Linked DNA regions of Homo sapiens: region 2 is linked to region 1. A link is an interaction called in ENCODE POLR2A ChIA-PET data of the cell type or tissue named here. Cell type or tissue: OCI-LY7. All regions are shown on one strand. Links, peaks and the distances in the headings refer to the core of each region. The heading gives the core; the rest is flanking DNA.

Region 1 (2,923 bases), core at 204-2,703:
CCCTCTGCAGATGGAGAAGCTCTGCTTACAGAACCCAAGACAGGAGCTAGCTCTGCTAATCAGCCAACCACCCCAGCACCGGAGGGTTTTGTCAAGGAAGAGGCCACTCAACAGAGACTATTAATCACTATTTAATTCAAATAAAGGGGAGAGATGTAGCAGCTCCCCTCAAAGAGCATTAAACTTTAAACACTTCAAATTATTTCAAGTGAAAGCAATTCAGAGTAGCAAGAAGAGGAGCCTAATCTGAACTGGCAGGAATTTGGAATTACTGAACATCTTCAAGGACATTAGATGTTAAGACTTTCAAGTGAAGAATATAATGAGAAGCAGGTTCATCAGTGACTGCCTGATGGAGAGCATCTCCCTGAAGATAAAACGACCAACTCAATAGTGACCCACGAGAACACAGCACTCAGCAAAAGAGCCTCGGCTCCAGGTTTTAAAATACATTTTTAATAATTCAAATTTTAACCACTTGAGTAACTACATTTTTAATATACAACTGACCAATGCAAAAGATGAAAATTTTGAATAATATCAAAAGGTACACCTAAATCCCTATATACTTTCAACCATAAATCTCTTGTTCCCCTAACAGCACCCCTGGCAACCACTACTACTAGCCTCTCGTGTGTCCTTCCAAAGATTGGCAGGGGGGTGGGGGGGAGAGACAGAAAGGGAGAGAGAGAGAAAGGGAGAGGGAGAGGGAGAGGGAAAGAGGGAGGGAAAGAAGGAGGGAGAGGGAGAGGGAAAGGGGGGGAGAGAGAGAGAAAGAGAGAGAGAGATACAGAAAAAGTAAGTATGTGTGTGTCTCTCCCGTTTTTGTTTGACTGGTTGGTTGTTCCTATCATGGTATATCTTCCCCACAGCCTGTGTTTTTTTTTTTTTTGAGACAAGGTCTCGTTCTATTGCCCAGACTGGAGTGCAGGGGCGTAATCATGGCTCACTGCAGCCTTGACCTCCCTGGGCTTAAGCAATCCTGCCATCTCAGCCTCCCGAGTATCTAGCTGGAACTACAGGAGCACGCCACCACACCAGGCTAATTTTTTTATATTTCTGTAAGACAGGGTTTCCCTATGTTGCCCAGGCTGATCTCAAACTCCTGGGCTCAAGCAATCCTCCCATGTCAGCCTTCCAAAGTGCTGGGATTACAGGTGTGAGCCACTGTGCCCAGCCCCCTATGTTTTTTAACCTTTTCATCAACTTTAATAAATTAAATTTCTCTTTTATTGCAGAAGCTCAGTTTTTTATCAGAAATACCCCATTTCATTTCACAAGCTGTGCCTTTCCAGTCTTGGGCAGTCAGGTACTGCTTGTTTCGCAGGGCCCAACTTAGCTGGGTCCTGAAAGCACAGTACCCCTCACGGAAACTCATTCAGTGTCTGGCTCTGTACTAAGAGCACAACAGACATGATCTCATTAATCCTCACCACAGCATACAATTCAATCCTCACATCAAAAATTACTGTCCTCATTTCAAGGAATAACTTGCCCCAGGTGGCACTATAGGGCTAGTTCTGAACCGGGTACTGCCCCCAGAGAGCCTAGAGCACTTGCCTTTAATCCTGCAGCATCACAGAAAGTGAGATGGGAGCCACTCAAAACCAGATGCACAATGTGAACAAGGCCAGCCTGGCTGAGTCTGGATTATACTGGAGCTTTCTGATGCATGGGGAATATAAACATTTGGGCAGTCTATCAAAACTTTTAGGGGGAAAGTCATAACAATCAGGTTTTAGAGATGCTTCTTAGCCACTCCTTCATGATCATCTTCAGGTAGAACTTGGCTTAACAACCAAGTTATCCATCAACAGAAATGTTGTAGCAGAATTGGGTGAATCTGTGTTATAAAAAGAATATTGTGACATGCTTAATATTACTTAATCCTAACAACTGCCCTGTAGGGTTGATGCCATTATTTTGCCCAATTTACAGAAGTGAAAACTGAGGCTAAGAGACATTACTCGTTTACTGAGTTACTTGAGATTACAAAGCTAGGTAGTAGCCTGTGAGTGGCCCAGGCACAGCCAGAAACCAGGTTTTTTTTTTTGTTGTTGTTTTTACCTAATTCCCTACATTGTCTATCACACCAGATCCTCCATTTGTTCTAAAAAATTTTGTCTATGTCAAAAAAAATGGGAAAAGTAAAGAGACAAACCATGAAATGGGAGCTGGAGCTTCCGGATAGCTGAATACAGGAGGCTCTAGGAGGGTGACCGCCCAGGGAGGGCGTAGAAGTTCCACGCCCCTTCCCTTATACCTCACCCTACATATCTCTTCATCTGTATCCTTTGCAACATCCTTTATAATAAACTGGTAAACATAAGTTTCAAAGGGCAGATTTACAATGTGTACATGGCCTCCAGCCATGCAGGTTGTTCTCATCAGTGCCACGCTGCCTCACGAAATCCTGGAGATGATCAGTAAGTTCATGATGGACCCAATCTCCATCTTGGTGAAATGGTTTTCTTTTGCCCTTTCACTTTCTGCCATGGGATGCCACAGCAAGAAGGTCCTCACCAGATGCTGGTCCCTCAATCTTGGACTTCCATCAAGGGAACATCACTAACGTCATCATCATCCCAAAATGAACCTCTCCCAGGCTCCTTAAGTTTATTTTTCTGTGCAGCAACTGCTTGTGCTGAGACATTGGAAAGGGCTTTGGTTCCAGAATCCTTGAGGAATACACAATTCATTACAGCACCCTTACCTTGTAGTATAATCACATTTCTGCTTAGGAAGGCCAAGAGCCCAGCAAAGTAGGTGGCATTCCCACATGTAATCAGACTGGCCCTTGAGGCCTAAGAGTGAGTGAAATTTTCCAATGGACTTGGAGATTGCCATGTAGGACTTACTCCAATAACAGTTCCATTTGGGCATGGAGAGTATCTTAAGAATGGTGTGGTGGACATTGCTCACA
Region 2 (2,923 bases), core at 147-2,646, 1.2 Mb before region 1:
TACTTTGAGATAAAGAATTGTTTAAATCCTAAATGAATAACTTAATTAAAAAGCACATCTTCATTTAGACCATCCTTATTTCCAAAGCTCTTTTGATGAAAATCATTTCGTGCATTTTTAAAAATTCCCTAGAAGAACTTAAAGATCTTGAGGAAAGGACCATGTCTTATCCTGTCCCCCTTCCCTCAAGGGTTTAAATATGAGGGCTGTCAGAAAGCAGCACATTTTCGTTTAGGTTGACTAATTTTGCTGGTAAGTAACAAATTACTTTAGTTGAATTGGAATGTTGTAAAACTCCGTCAGTCGTGTATCATTATCTTGCCTCTATCAGTCTGTGCCATTTACCAATGTTTTGACCATCACCAAGAGAGTTATTTAATCATCTTTTATTTTCAATAATAAATTATTTCCTTGTTGCTACAGCACTCCAAGTCCTGTCAACTGAGGGAGAATTGTTTTCTCAGTTGCTGTCACTTTAGGTAAAGTACCAACTTTAAAGCACTTCTCAGCAGAGGCATAAAGTTATTATTTTGAGAGTTCATGAAATAGTGCTCCATTCTACTCTTTCACTTGATCTAATATACCATTTGCATTTATATGGCTTAACTTTTTTAACTGGCTTCCTGTTCTTCTCAGCCCCAAACCCTACATTCTGGTTTTTGACTCATCTCATAGTCCCTGCAGTCAGTCTTTGCCAGATAAAGGCACTGTTAAAGTGAGCTTTATCAATGAAAAACTTAAGAATTTCATGTATTGATGACAGTATTTACTATAAACTGCTTGCTTCTCCCCAGCTTTCAGAAATTTGTTTTATTCACTGGGTCCTATTAGAGCTGAAAGAGCATGATTGAGAAAGTTACAATTGTTTCAGCTTTTTGAATATGGCACAAGTGCTAGAATTCTGAAATACTGCCTTTGGCAACAATGTGTAGATATTTCCACCTGCAAGAGTCATTTTAAATGTTTAGATTTTGTCTCCTGTTATGTGGCCTGTATCTCAGAGAGGTCCCCTGCCACTAAAAACAAAAACAAACAAAAAACAGAAAAATAAATGAAAATTCAGCAAGCGTTGGGGGGACTCAAATTGTACTTCATTCTTCAATGATACAAGAAAGCAAGAAAACCAAGTATGCATTTTTAGGATTTATTTGGGGTCATTGGGGCTGGTAAGTGTTAAATAGGAAAGGATGCAATTGAAATTCCAGCTCAGTTATTTTATGTTTGTCACTGGAGAAAGCCAATTATTTTTCCGTTCAGCTACAGCTTGTTTCATTCCGTAGAAGACTAAAAAAACTTCCTTGTAAATTGCATTTAAAAAAATTTGAGTTTAAAGGTACAGCCAAGATTTCAATTTAAAGTACCTCATTGGATGAATTCATTTGAGACACAAGTAATCATTCCTTAATCCCTTAATTTGTTTGGTAAATACAAATTTATGTTTATGCAGTTTTCTTAAAGCAATCATAGCAAACTACTAAATTCATGAGCCAAAATGCTAGTGAAACTCAAACCTACAAAGCTAAATTCCCTCAGTTGAACAAGTCCAAATGAGGAAATCACACACATAAATGCATAAACACACACACTCACACACACACTTCCCGTATCAGCTCTGTCTCCATTTCTGACCTCATGTTTGCATTTAAAGGCAAGTAACTGATTCACATGAGGTTGCCGTTGTTAATGTTGCCTCTCAAACTAGAATATAAGCCATAGGAGGGTAGGGACCAACCTGGTGTTTGTTTTAGATGTCTTGTTGTGTGGAGAGTATCCCAGACATTTGATATCCTTAATTGTTGGCCAGATGGTAGGTAGTTTCAGTGTGAAAATATATATGTATGTGTGTGTGTGTGTGTGTGTGTGTGTGTGTGTGTGTGTGTGTGTATAGTACTGGGATTACAGGCGTGAGCCACCGCACCCGGCCCGTACTAGGTATTTTACTAGAATTATTTCCTGCTCTAAGAGATTTTAGAGTATTGATTATGTCATTCTTGACAGGTTTTAAAAACTATATTAGTATTACAAAAACATGTGCATGAAAAGGAAAATTGATGCTTTTGAGCTTATCTCTTTATTTTCTGCCCACATGGTGGTCTCCCTATTAGGTATTGTTTCTCCACTTCTGATCCTGGTGCCCAGAGGCTATGTGGGGCTGTCACTTGAATGAAAGCTGCATGCATCTGCCATGACAGAATCTGCCTTGCATTTGCTCATTTATAATGAAAACATTTTTTAAGTACAGAAAAATAATAGAAAATTCAAAAGTAACAGAAGGGTATGAAATAAAAAGTTGCTTCTCAACCTCAGTTTTCTACCTATTTATTTTCCTTTTACAGGGCCAAATAATGTTTGATTCTCATGTCCTTGCATCTACTCCCAGAGACCGTCTAAATATATAAGCATGCATGTGTGTGCACGTGTGTGTGTGTGTGTGTGTGTGTGTATTCCCTTTAAAAAGCAGTAACAGGCCAGGCGTGGTGGCTCAAGCCTGTAATCCCAGCACTTTGGGAGGCCAAGGTGGGCAGATCACGAGGTCAGGAGATCGAGACCATCCTGGCTAACACGGTGAAACCCCGTCTCTACTAAAAATACAAAAAATTAGCCAAGCGTGGTGTTGGGCACCTGTAGTCCCAGCTGCTCGGGAGGCTGAGGCAGGAGAATGGCGTGAACCTGGGAGGCAGAGCTTATAGTGAGCCGAGATCGCGCCACTGCACTCCAGCCTGGGTGACAGAGCAAGACTCTGTCTGAAAAAAAAAAAAAAAAGCAATAAAAGCAATAACAACAAAACAGAAATGGTGGTGTGTCAACCAGGGTTCCAGTTGCAAGCAGATGGCACCCTCAAATTAGGGAGATTTAAGGAGAGTTTAGTAAAACAAGTACTTACAAAGGTATGGATAGAGTCAAGGGAAACCACCACAAAATG

Evidence for each region. Peaks named below come from ENCODE experiments on the same cell type or tissue, not always from the same donor. Only the 100,000 strongest peaks of a DNase experiment are listed, where the experiment ranks them.
Region 2: POLR2A ChIA-PET joins it to region 1 with 6 read pairs; 1 of 35 experiments calls an interaction of 5 or more read pairs at or near these places.

Annotation. Positions count from the first base shown.
Region 1 is chr3:31,857,122-31,860,044 of GRCh38, forward strand. The region is part of intron 3 of OSBPL10 (oxysterol binding protein like 10); the gene reads right to left. Among named protein-coding and RNA genes, the nearest start is that of OSBPL10, 120 kb to the right of the region's middle. In OCI-LY7, for the core only: CTCF peaks have their summits at 1,521 (motif pointing right) and 1,723; a DNase peak (open chromatin) is centred at 1,520; H3K27ac peaks cover 2,321 bases.
Region 2 is chr3:30,634,317-30,637,239 of GRCh38, forward strand. All of the region lies in intron 1 of TGFBR2 (transforming growth factor beta receptor 2), which reads left to right. Among named protein-coding and RNA genes, the nearest start is that of TGFBR2, 29 kb to the left of the region's middle. In OCI-LY7, for the core only: no CTCF peak of the experiment used is centred there; DNase peaks (open chromatin) are centred at 1,615 and 2,625; H3K4me3 peaks cover 2,434 bases; H3K27ac peaks cover 2,500 bases.